Regions from separate parts of the Homo sapiens genome. Here all the other regions are linked to region 1. A link is a contact called in ENCODE Hi-C or POLR2A ChIA-PET data. All regions are on one chromosome and are shown on one strand. Each heading gives the region's core, a stretch centred on a gene start or an enhancer-like site at or near the end of the contact. The rest is flanking DNA. Distances are from core to core; before and after follow the strand shown. Region 1 has its middle 19 kb from the start of NSD1. Region 2 holds the start of GRK6 (G protein-coupled receptor kinase 6). Region 3 holds the start of FAM193B (family with sequence similarity 193 member B). Region 4 holds the start of PDLIM7 (PDZ and LIM domain 7).

Region 1 (2,700 bases), core at 117-2,616:
AGGCAGCCTAACAGTTACAGGCAGGACTCTGTCACATCCAGTGACTACATGACTTTGGGTGGACAGCTTTACCTTTCCCTGCCTCATTGTACTCTTCTGCAAAACGGGGACAATCGTAGTAATTGGCCCAGTGAGGTTTGTGAAGAGTAGGTAGAATGAATCCCCACAAGGCTCCAGCACAGCACCGGGCACACAGCAGGCACTCATCAATGGTTGCTTTTTCCATGAATACTATCTCGGGAACTGAACATGCTCACCGGGGAAATGCGCTTCATTTCAGTCAGGGAGAAAACAAAAGGAGCTCCAGGAGGACCAAGAAGGGAGGATAAAGTAGGGAGAATGGCTTGGGGAAGGTCTGGGCTAAGTCACTCTGAGTTCCAAGTACAGAGCAGGTGTTCAGGGCGCCAGCTGTGAGGAGCCTTGAATGCCACACTGAGAAGTCAACAAAAGTTCTAGAGCCAGAGAAGGCACCACCAGTACCCTAAGCCCAGGGGTAGGCTGCTCACTCCCCCAGAGATGACAGCACTGTAGGCAGTGGAAGAGGATGCTGGCAGCAGGGGCCCATCTCAGTCTTCATTGCACTCCATAGCCAGGCGCCTGTGGTCCCAGCTACTCGGGAGGCTGAGGCACGAGAATCGCTTGAACCCGGGAGGCGGAGGTTGCAGTGGAGCCGAGATCGCGCCACTGCACTCCAGCCTGTGCAACAGAGATAGACCTTGTCTCAAAAAACAACAACAACAAACTCCACAGTCCAGATAACGTTTTCCTGGGCCTGAGAACCTTCCCCATGCAATTCCCCAGCTAGTCACACGGTGGCGACAGTGCACCATGAGCCCTCTGCTTCTCCCTCCCTTTCAGCCAAAGCAAAAGCCAAACACCAATGTTTTCTAGATGCCTCTAAGAGATGGAGGGAGATTTAGGGAGAGATCTAAGGAGTCTCCTTTAGTCCATTCATATCCCCTGCCTATAGGTGAAAATGATGACTCACAGAAGTCAATTCATACCCCGAAGATCACCCAACCAGGTTTTGTTATTTTGTTTTTGTTTTTGTGTGTGAGATAAGAGTCTTGCTCTGTCACCCAGGCTGGAGCACAGTGGTGCAATCTCAGATCACTGCAACCTCTGCCTCTGGGGTTCATGCAATTCTCCTGCCTCAGCTTAGTGAGTAGTAGCTGAGATTACAGGCACGCACCACCATGCCCAGCTAACTTTTGTATTTTTAGTAGAGACGGGGTTTTGCCATCTTGGCCAGGCTGGTCTTGAACTCCTGGCCTCAAAAGATCCGCTGGCCTCGGCCTCCCAAAGTGCTGGGATTACAGGTGTGAGCCACCACGTGCGGCCTCCAACCAAGTTTTGAACCCTGGTCTGTGCGTCTCCCAGGACAGCTGCAGCAGCTGCCTGTCCTAGGCCATCAGTCCTGGTTCAGCCTCCCGCCCCCATCACTGGGCAGTGCTGCCTTTGCTGAGCTGACAGATCAGAGGTCTGCCCTGGGAGTGGACAAGGGCAAAGACTTTCACTTTTGCTTTCTACTTCTGAAGTTTAGGTCACTTATGTAGCTTTTGCACTGTGGGTGAGGCGCTGGGATAGTTCCTATCGCTGGGGAAGAGCTTGTCTGAGGGACGACGCCTCGGTGTTCCCACAGTTTCCCTCCCCCATCCCAGCCAAGGCTCCCAAGACTGAATTCCCCGGCCCTCCTAGCTTCTAAAGAGGAAGAGAGCTAACTTTGATGGAGGACTTCCTCTGTGCCGTGTACTATGCCGGACATCCTTTCTGCATGCATTCAGTACAGAGTAATGAAGTACACACTGTGTGCTTGTCACAATAGACAGCACTACAAGCTCTTGCATGCAGCAATAAAGAAATATTTATTAATGGTAACTTGTGTGCTGGGCGAGGTGGCTCACACCTGCAATCCCAGCACTTTGAGAGGCTGAGGCGGGCGGATCACATGAAATCTGGAGTTTGAGACCAGACTGGCAAACATGGCGAAACCCCATCTCTACTAAAAATACAAAAAGATTATCCAGGCATGGTGGCACACACCTGTAATCCCAGCTAGCTACTAGGGAGGCTGAGACAGGAGAATCGCTTGAACCTGGGAGGCGGAGGTTGCAGTGAGCCAAGATGGCGCCACTGCACTCCAGCCTGGGCGATGGAGTGACTTTCTTAAAAAAGCAAAACAAAACAAAAAACACCTAATGTTGGCCGGACGTGGTGGCTCATACCTGTAACCCCAACACTTTGGGAGGCCAAAGCGGGCGGATCACTTGAGGTCAAGAGTTCGAGACCAGCCTGGCCAACATGGTGAAACCCCATCTCTACTAAAAATACAAAAATTAGTGGGGTGTGGTGGCGCACATCTGTAATTCCAGCTACTAGGGGCGCTGAGGCAGGAGAATTGCTTGAACCCGGGAGGTGGAGGTTGCAGTGAGCCGAGATCAGGTCACTGCCCTCCAGCCTGGGCGATAGATCGAGAATTTGTCTTAAAAAAAAAAAAAAAAAAAAGGCCAGGCACGGTGGCTCACGCCTGTAATCCCAACACTTTGGGAGGCCGAGGTAGGCGGATCACAAGGTCAGGAGTCCGAGACCAGCCTGGCCAACATGGTGAAACCCCCGTCTCTACTTAAAAAATACAAAAATTAGCCGGGCATGGTGGCGTGCGCCTGTAATCCCAGCTACTCGGGATGCTGAGGCAGGAGA
Region 2 (2,700 bases), core at 181-2,680, 310 kb after region 1:
CAAATGTTTCACATTTCACTTAGCAAAAACACTTCAGCCTCCTGGACGTGTTCACAGTCCTCCATGACCTAGCTAGTGCCTTTGCTCCTTCTGTCTCATCTCAGACCACTGGGCCCAGAAGCTGCGGACGCCTTCTCCTATTCCCTGAACACACCACTTAGTCTGGCTTAGAGCCTCTGCGTTTGCTGTTGCTTCTACTGGATCCGCTCAAATGTCACACCCTGAGAGTGTCACACACTCTCTTAACGTCCGAAGAGCAGTTGTCACTCTCTGAAACCATCTATTTGTTTATTTACAGAATAATTACCTTTATCTCACCCTGCCCTCACTTGCTCCCTCCACTTCTAGCAAGTAAGCAGGGAGCCTGGCTATCTTGCTGCCATCACTGTGTTCTCCAGCACCTGGCTTGGTGCCTGGCACAGAGGTGTTGCTCTGTATTTTCGGATGAATGAATGCATAGGAACTAGAGAAGCCTAGATGGATCCGGCTCTGCCTTACTCGCGGAGTTTGGGCAAGCCTGTTTCCTGCTGCGTGAAGTAGGGGGTGGAGGAAGCGGGGTGTTAAGCTACAAGGTGTTGATTAGCTGTAAGATTTCAGCCTTGTTTTCTCCGTAGTCTTCGGGCTGGAGCCAGCCACTTGACGTCCGGCGCCTCAGCTCCCCACCTGTATAATGGGTGTGAACTCATCCCGAGGTCTAGGGGTGGTAGCGCTGCCTTATAAGGCGGCAGAGGCCGAGGGAAGGCGAGGCCGAGTGGGTGGAGAGAAATCACAACATCCGGCTGCGGGGGCTGGGCGGGGCGCCTGCGGCGACCGGGCAAGAGGTCGGGGAACGGCTGCGAGGCCGCAGCCTCCTCCCTGTCTCTCCCTCTTTCGATGTGCGCCCTCCTGATTGGGGCCGACCCAAGGGAATACGGCCACACAAGTGGACCAAACAAACTCGCTGCCAGCCCGCAGGAGGCCCAGGATACGGAGCGCGTCCCCGACAAAACCCTAGAAAAGCCGTCTGCGAGCCAAAGGCCGCCGGGCCACACCTTCAGGCGACGACCCAATCAAAATGCAGTACTTGAGATGACGGACGTCTTCTTCACCCAATCACATATTCGGCCTCCTGGGCGTGCCCCAGAGTACCCACCTCCATTGTCCCGGCTGAGGGCTCGGCCCTAATTGGCAGTTTGGTATCCTACGAAAGCCTAGAAATTCGAACCTAGGGGCTGAACCCCGCCCTCAGACCAACCAGGAAGAGGTGACGTGATTGGTCCCGCCCCCGTACTTCTTTGAGCGAGTCCCCAGCTGGGGGGGCGGGGGAAAAAATGAAGAGGAAGACTAATGGGAAGACGGCGCGGGGAGCTTCTGCCCGGTGATTGGTCAAATGAGGTAAACAGAGGGCGGGGCAGGGCGGGCCAGCGCCGGGGTGGCCCCCGGGAGGGGGCGGAGAGTGCGCGGCTGGCTGCGGCGGCCGGGGAGGCCGGGGAGGCCGCGGCGCGGTCACTGCGAGCCGAGCCGAGCCGCGCCGAGCCGCGCCGATCGCCATCCGGCCTCGGCACTCGCGCGCGATCCCGGCCGGCGGCGCGGCCCGGCGGGCCAGGCGGCGCCACAGCCCATGGAGCTCGAGAACATCGTAGCGAACACGGTGCTACTCAAGGCCCGGGAAGGTGAGGCGGCCGGGTGGGCGGCCGGGCCCGGGTGCGTGGAGCGCGAGTGCGCTGCGTCTGAGCTCCGCAGGGCTACCCAGCCGTCGGATCCCCTAGGCCCGCGGGCCCTGCGCCTTACACCCCGCCCAGACACGAGCCTTTCCGGCCCGTCGTCTTCCTCCTCCGCACCTGCCCCCGGGATTCGGGGCCCAGGAAGGGGCGGGGGTCAGGCCGCCGCCCTCGCGGCGGGTGGGGGTGAAGGAGTGAAAGAAGGTGAGACGAAGAGGGAAGGGTGGGACCGGAGCCCCAGGAGAGCCTGTCTGAGAGGCAAGCCTCCTCCAGGGGAGAGGTGTAAAGATGCCCCACGTGCCAGGGGCCCAGACCCCAGCACCCTAGCCTAATCCCGCGCAAAGTTGGCGATAGGTAAAGCTGGAGAATGAATAAACGGACCCTCTGCGTAGCACAGCCCACCTGACTTGGGGAAACTCCTGGCCACAAATGCTACTTATAGGACTGCCACTTGCTCCGTGCCTCAGGACACTGAGGGCAGAGGTGAATGGATATTTGCCCTCAGGGAGCCCATGGTCTAGTGGGGCTAGCGGACACAGAAAGAAGTGGGAGCAGAGCATGCTGCTCTGTCAGTATTGTAAGCTCAGAGGTCTGGCTGGGGAAACCAGTCTGGTGGACCGAGTGTGTGTGTAGCTCCTCGTGGCTCCCACCCCAGATGTTATCAGGCACTTGCTCTGTGCAGGTCCTGGGAGACACAGAAGGACCAGATCGGGTCCTCACTGCCTTGTGGTCAGTCTGCCCCCACCTGCCACACTCCACCTCAGTAACATGATCACTGACCACCCACTCTGCCCCACCTTTTCCAGGGTGCTGGGGAAGCAGCAGTAAACAAGACCCATCTTTTTGGAACTCCAGGGCAAGGAGGGAGATTGTGACAGTTTTTCCACCCTTTGCTGGGCTTCCAGGCTTAAAAAGTCATCTGCTTCACCTTTCTACCATATTTTACATGTGGGAAGCTGAGGCTCAAACCAGGGATTAGCATCAGTCACACAGCAAGATT
Region 3 (2,700 bases), core at 1-2,500, 440 kb after region 1:
CATCCGACCCTCCAAGACTCCTGCAGGAGCCTGCCTTCCTGGGCAGGCTCAGCCAAAAGACCAACTCAAAACTCTTTTGTCAGAGCAAGCTTAGGGAGAGCCACCCAGCCCCGAGTGCCACAACCCTCCCAGAGCAACCGTGGCCCATGTCACCCCCGCCTCTCAGTGAACTTTGGCAGGGTACCTCCCGTTATCTCCTTTGCTCAAAAGAAAGTGACCTTCTTCCAGGTGGCAAGCTGGAAGCTTTGGGGAATCCTCCTACTGTTCGCTCTCAGCAGGATTCTCCAAACCTGGGATCTCAAGGTCGGGGTGGGCTGCCTTGCGGAGCAGGGGAGGGAAGAAGGGCAGGTTCTGCTGGGTTTCCACCTCAGTGCAGAAACCCCACCAAAAACTCCTCCGGGCAGCCTGGCTGTCTGCTCCAACTGCTCTGCTGGGTATGGCGAGGAGGCGCCAGGAGACACAGCTGCTGAGGGGGCCGCGGCTGCAGGCGCTGCAGGGGACGGAGTGGAGCCGTTCCCGGGGGCAGAGGGAAGAGGCTGCAGTCGTCCAGTCCCAGAGCCCCGAGATGGCCTGTGGCTGAGGGAGCAGGTGGGCCCGGGGGAGGTGGCGGGCCGAGAGCGGAGCTGCGGCCTCGGGATCACAGCCCAGTCCCAGTCCCAGTCCCAGTGTGGGTGTACGGCCGGAACGCCCGGAGGCGGCGGGGAGAGGGGAGCAGCTTCAGCCTAGTCGCAGGAGCGCGGACCGAGCCTCGGCTTTGGGGAGAGGGGTCCAGCCTCCATTCCCGCCCCGGGGGAGAAAGCTTCGGCGCCGGACCCGGGGGAAGGCTGCTACCCCAGCCGCGGCAGGATGGCCCATCCCCAACCCCGCCCCACTCCCGCTCCCGCTCGGGGAAGGTGAAAGCGCCCGAGCCGCCGAAGTCTCCCCGCTCGCTCCTACCTGCGGGCCGGGCACCAGGTTGGGTTCGTCATCCTCCCTGGGGCCGTCGTGGTCGGGCTCCGCCGGCGCCTCCGGAGGGCCTGCACCCGCTCCCGCCTCCAGGCTTGGCGGCGGCGGGGGCTCGGGCGCCTGGGGCTTCTGCGGCCCCGCGGCCCGAGCCCGCTCGCGCCTGCCCGCACCGCCGCTCGGCCTGCTCCGCCTCCGCGTCATGCCGCCGCTCGCGCCGCTCCCTCGCTCCACACGCCGCCGCCGCCGCCGCCGCCGCCGCCGCCGCCGCCGCCGCTACCGCTCCCCTCACAGGACAACAGCCAATATGGCGGCGCCCGGTTCCCCCCCTCCGCCTGCTGCCAACAGGTCAGAGGGCACGCGGAGTCCGCGCCGCCGCACTAGCCCCCGAGGCCGCCTGCGCCATTTTGAATAAGGTCACCACCCGGAGTTCGCTGGGAGAAAAACTTGGTGGGGAGACGCCCTTCCCCCCCTACGCGGGACGGGAAGGATGCAACCTGCTGGAGGAACGCGTGTAATGCGGTGGTAATCGCGCTGCACCACCCTAGCACTTAATAATTGCCTGTTAAATGGATGAGTGAATTAATTTCTATAGTGTTACAATACTTTCACACCCATCGTCTGACTCCTTCCGACAGCACAGCGAGGCAGGTACGGATCATTCCCATTTTGCAGGTGAGAAATATTGAGGCAACATAAAGGCCTGGAAAAGGTTGCTGTACATCATTTTGTTGGAACTCCTGGGCTCGTGGACGGCCTGAGTTGAAAGGGACGAAGGTCTTTATTTGCAACATATGGTCTACTGGGAGTCCAGCGTTCTGTGCTTGGGACAGTGGGACTCAAACCCGACTCCTTGTTCCCGAGTCTGATGGGGAAGGTAGACACGTAGGTACATAGTTACAACCGGTGTGATAACGATGAGACGACTAGGTGTTTCCAAAAAAATAGTATGTGCAGGAGAGGATTTTGGAGTGGTACACAAAGGAGAATTTTTAAAACTTAATAATTATGTATTTAATTGTTAAAAATGGAATTTCCCCCCTCTTTTTGTGAATATACTGTATAATACATGTACATGGCACAGATTAAAAAAAAAAAGTTTTGAGTGAAGTCTGTCTCATGCCTGGGCTATGTACTCTGAAATTGTGGTTATATGCAGAGTTGCTATTGGTATCAACAGGGGCGGAATCCTGACACTGGCTTCCTAACCCATGGGGCAAGGGCTATTTTGAAAGGAAGAGCTACATGGAAGGCCCTGGAGCTCTCCTTAACTACCAAGAAAATAAATCAAAAATAGTACCTTATCTCACCCAGGGATTAATGCCACTATCAAAGATTTGAAAGACGCAGGGTGAGTCCCATCACATCACCATTACCTCTTCAGTTTGCCCAGAACAGAAGAGAGACGGCCTTGAAGAACAACAGAGCATTATGATAAACTTACTTATTCTGGTAAGAACCCCAACTGCAGGCATTCTTCCAGATGCGGTCCTTCTTGGGACAGATCAGCACAGTTGTTGGTCTCTAATAGGCAACAAGAGGTCTGGTCAATGGTTATTCTTCTGTACCAAACACCAGGAATCCCTTGCATTGATCTGGCAGGGGCAGCGGTAAACCCTCACTGTCTTGCTTCAGGGTATGTCACACTCTGGACCCAGCCACTTAGTTTACAGGGATTTTTTTTTTTTTTTTTTTTAATGACAGAGTCTCACTCTATCTCCCAGGCTGGAGTGCAGTGGCGCAATTTCAGCTCACTGC
Region 4 (2,700 bases), core at 168-2,667, 380 kb after region 1:
GAGAACAGCATCGGGTACAGTGCAGGGCTGGAGAAGCCTGGGTGCTCCCTCCCAGTATCCACCTCATTGGGAGTCCTTGTGGCAGGCAGGTACCACTACATCTCCGGACCTAGACATCTCCTGGCCTGCTGGCCCCTGACCAGCTCCTGTTAGGACTCCCCCCATCACCCTCTGGAGACCTAAGCACCGAAAGACCGCTGGGGGAGCCCCCTCCCCAAACCTAGGCTCACCCGGGAAATGGAGAGGGGCACATTGAAGTCCTTGCCCCCTTGCAGCCGGAAGCCCCAAGGTGCTGGCCCCTCCAGCACTACTTTGAAGGAATCCATGATGCCGGCTCCTGAGAGGAGAGAAGAGAAGGTGAGTGGCCAGCATGGTGGGCGGGCAGGCAGGCAGGCCGGGCCAGCTCAGGATACCAGCCTTGGACAGGGGCCAGGCAGGCACGGGCAGCCCCTGAGCACGCCCAAGCCATAGGAGGCAGGTATTTTGTCAGGCTGGCCTGGGCTGCTGGCTGGCGGACCTCACTTTGGAAAGACAGGAGCAGCCCCCCTCCCCTTGGGACTGGAACGGTGAGGGGTGCCTGAATCCAGGCTTGAGGTTCTTTGCAACCAGGGGTGGGCCGAGGGACTAAACTGGCGCGGCCTCCCCCCAAGCCAGCCTGGAGCCTCGGGCGGCCGGGTGAGTCAGGGGCCGGCTCTCCTCTCCCCCGCCCCCAGGTCCCGGCAGGCAGGCCGCGGCTGGAGCCTGCTCGGACTATATAAGGCGTGTAAGCTGACACTGTGCGGAGAGCCAGCGGAGGGAGCACACGGGGGCTTGGGACGCGAGGGGGGGGGGAGGGGAGGGGAGGGGAGGGGAGGGGAGGGAGGCGGCTGCAGCGGATCCTCCTAGCCATTCCGGGACCAGTCGAGGCTGCTGGGAGCCAGGGCGGGACCCCTGGGTGCTGAAGAAGGGGAAGGCGGGAGTGGGGTGCGGCCCCTGTGGAGACAGATGGGGGCTGGGACCCTCAAGCATAGCTTGGAGGGGGATCCTTCCCCGAGCCCAGTGGGGGGTGGTGCCTCCCACACAGAACTGCTCCCACACCGACGTGACTCAGTTTCCCCTTAGTCCCCCGCCCGGGCCCCATGCATTAGACTGGCCCCGGCCGCAGGAAGCGGCGCAGGCGCCAATCGGCCCCGCCGCAGCCGGCTTAGCGGCAGGAAGGCGGGGGCGGGGGCGGAGGCAGGGGCCAGGGCCAGCGGGAGGAAGCACAGCCTGGACCACGACCCCCAGTGCCCTTTGTGGTCCTCAGCAGGCCCCGGGCGCCCGCCTGGTGCAGCCCAAGACGCCCCGCGCGGTCGTCGATACCTGCTTGGCCCGGCCAGGGCGCTGCTCTGCGTCGGGCTCCAGGGAGCCTCGTTGGGATCGGCCGCCAGTGTTCTGACCCCGCCCCCACAGCCACCCTCCACTTTGAGCGCGCGGACGGGGGCGGGGCACCAGGCCACGCCCTCGTCGCGACCACGCCCACTAGACTTTCTCCGCTGGTGGAAAGCCCCACCCAGCTCTTCCGTCCTGCCCAATCACCAAGTCCCGTCGGGCTTAGAGCTGAGAGGCCTCGCCGACCCGGGCCCTGCAACGGGGCGGAGTCGGGAGGGGGCCGGGGCTGCGGGTCGCCTCCTTAGGGAAGCGCTGCCTCGCCCAGTCCCTCGCACCGCCCGCTGGCGGAGGGAGAGGAAAGCGGACCTTCAAACCAGACCGACCTGGGACATAGTAGTCTCTGAACCTTAGTTTGCTACTCCGAAAAATGGGACGATCATACTCGCCTCGCAGGGCTGCCGCGAGTGTCGGTATCGTAGGCGCAACCCTCGGGGACTGCAGAATCTGTAAATCAGAGGGGCTGGGGGAGACAAGTTGAGGGGGACAGGGGCGTTTAAAGCTAGAGTTGCGCAACGCTCTGCCGAAGGCAGGAAAACAGGGCAGGAGCGGACGCCGGATGTCCCTGCAACCCCGAGCCGACCCGCGCACCGTCGGAAGCGCCGCGTCCCGCTCCACCTTGGCCAGAGCGGACTGCGCCGCCTGGGAGGCGTCCTCAGAGTCCCGGCCCCGCGTTCAGCCCAGGCACTAGGGCCGGCGGCACGGACACTGAGCACATGCGGGTGTCGGGGTGAGGGAAGGGGCGTCCACCCTCCACTCGCTTGGTGGTCCCGGCCCATCACCTCCTCCTAGGACAGAGTCGCTGCAGTTCTCCCCTCTCCATCCACAGTCATCACACCCACCCTGTTCTGCACAAACCGCCGTGAGAGTTCTCGTCGTTAAAGACCTTCTCTTGACCCCACATCCCTCTCCAGCTACTACCCTTTAATTCTCCTCTCGAGAGTAAAATTCCTCCAGGGAGTTGTCTGTTTATCGCGTCTCCACTTGCTTTCCTTCAGTTATCTCTTGAAGCCATGCCAGGCGGGCTCTTGTCCGCACCCGTCCCCTGAGATCTCTCTTCTCAAGGTCCCCTGTGGCCTGGAGGCCATGGGGCCATGGAATCCGTGGTGGTTAAGTTTCATCCTGCCCTGCCTAGGGGCAGCACTGGTCCAGGTTGATCCTTTTCCGCGAAACACCCTTTTTCCCTGGCTTCACAGCTTCCCCCTGCCCCACTGGCCCCTCCTTCCCATCCTCCTCTGCCTCTGGCCTTGGCCATCTGATGTCGCCTCTCTTTATGCTCACCCCCTGAGACCC

The links. A loop is a pair of places that touch in the nucleus more often than their neighbours do. ChIA-PET counts read pairs that join two places held with the same protein, here RNA polymerase II (POLR2A). Pooled maps may share reads with other maps.
Region 2: a loop to region 1 is called in a pooled map, with 12 times the contacts of the local background. The contact joins the promoter of GRK6 here to the enhancer-like site in region 1. A Hi-C loop is called at or near these places in 1 of 37 single-sample maps with no recorded cell type and 8 of 50 pooled maps. POLR2A ChIA-PET finds 5 or more read pairs at or near these places in 9 of 52 experiments (A549, OCI-LY7, WTC11 and 4 more).
Region 3: a pooled map shows a loop between it and region 1 (4-fold over the local background). The contact joins the promoter of FAM193B here to the enhancer-like site in region 1. A Hi-C loop is called at or near these places in 2 of 50 pooled maps. POLR2A ChIA-PET finds 5 or more read pairs at or near these places in 3 of 52 experiments (K562, activated CD4-positive, alpha-beta T cell and activated CD8-positive, alpha-beta memory T cell).
Region 4: a map of IMR-90 shows a loop between it and region 1 (21-fold over the local background). The contact joins the promoter of PDLIM7 here to the enhancer-like site in region 1. A Hi-C loop is called at or near these places in 17 of 168 maps with a recorded cell type or tissue (A673, CD4-positive, alpha-beta T cell, CD4-positive, alpha-beta memory T cell and 13 more), 15 of 37 single-sample maps with no recorded cell type and 22 of 50 pooled maps. POLR2A ChIA-PET finds 5 or more read pairs at or near these places in 3 of 52 experiments (HEK293, OCI-LY7 and PC-9).

What each region holds. Positions count from the first base shown.
Region 1 is chr5:177,113,250-177,115,949 of GRCh38, forward strand. No RefSeq gene overlaps it. Among named protein-coding and RNA genes, the nearest start is that of NSD1, 19 kb to the right of the region's middle. Within about 2 kb of position 1,367, at least 10 of the 41 ENCODE cell types and tissues checked have a DNase peak (open chromatin) inside an H3K27ac peak, as active enhancers do; they include OCI-LY7, where a contact is called at or near this core.
Region 2 is chr5:177,425,246-177,427,945 of GRCh38, forward strand. GRK6 (G protein-coupled receptor kinase 6) reads left to right here and starts at 1,431. Exons shown (of 16, transcript NM_001004106.3): 1 at 1,431-1,652. The coding sequence starts at 1,601. RefSeq lists enhancers at 515-684, 1,105-1,644 and a silencer at 1,355-2,004.
Region 3 is chr5:177,553,313-177,556,012 of GRCh38, forward strand. It overlaps FAM193B (family with sequence similarity 193 member B), which reads right to left and starts at 1,251. Exons shown (of 9, transcript NM_001190946.3): 1 at 937-1,251. The coding sequence starts at 1,146. FAM193B-DT (FAM193B divergent transcript) reads left to right here and starts at 1,316. Exons shown (of 3, transcript XR_941274.3): 1 at 1,316-1,617. RefSeq lists silencers at 420-529, 860-1,069 and enhancers at 950-1,453, 1,180-1,339, 1,360-1,509.
Region 4 is chr5:177,496,187-177,498,886 of GRCh38, forward strand. PDLIM7 (PDZ and LIM domain 7) reads right to left here and starts at 1,418. Exons shown (of 13, transcript NM_005451.5): 1 at 1,342-1,418; 2 at 231-337. The coding sequence starts at 326. RefSeq lists enhancers at 70-811, 2,024-2,073, 2,292-2,700 and silencers at 614-693, 1,104-1,813.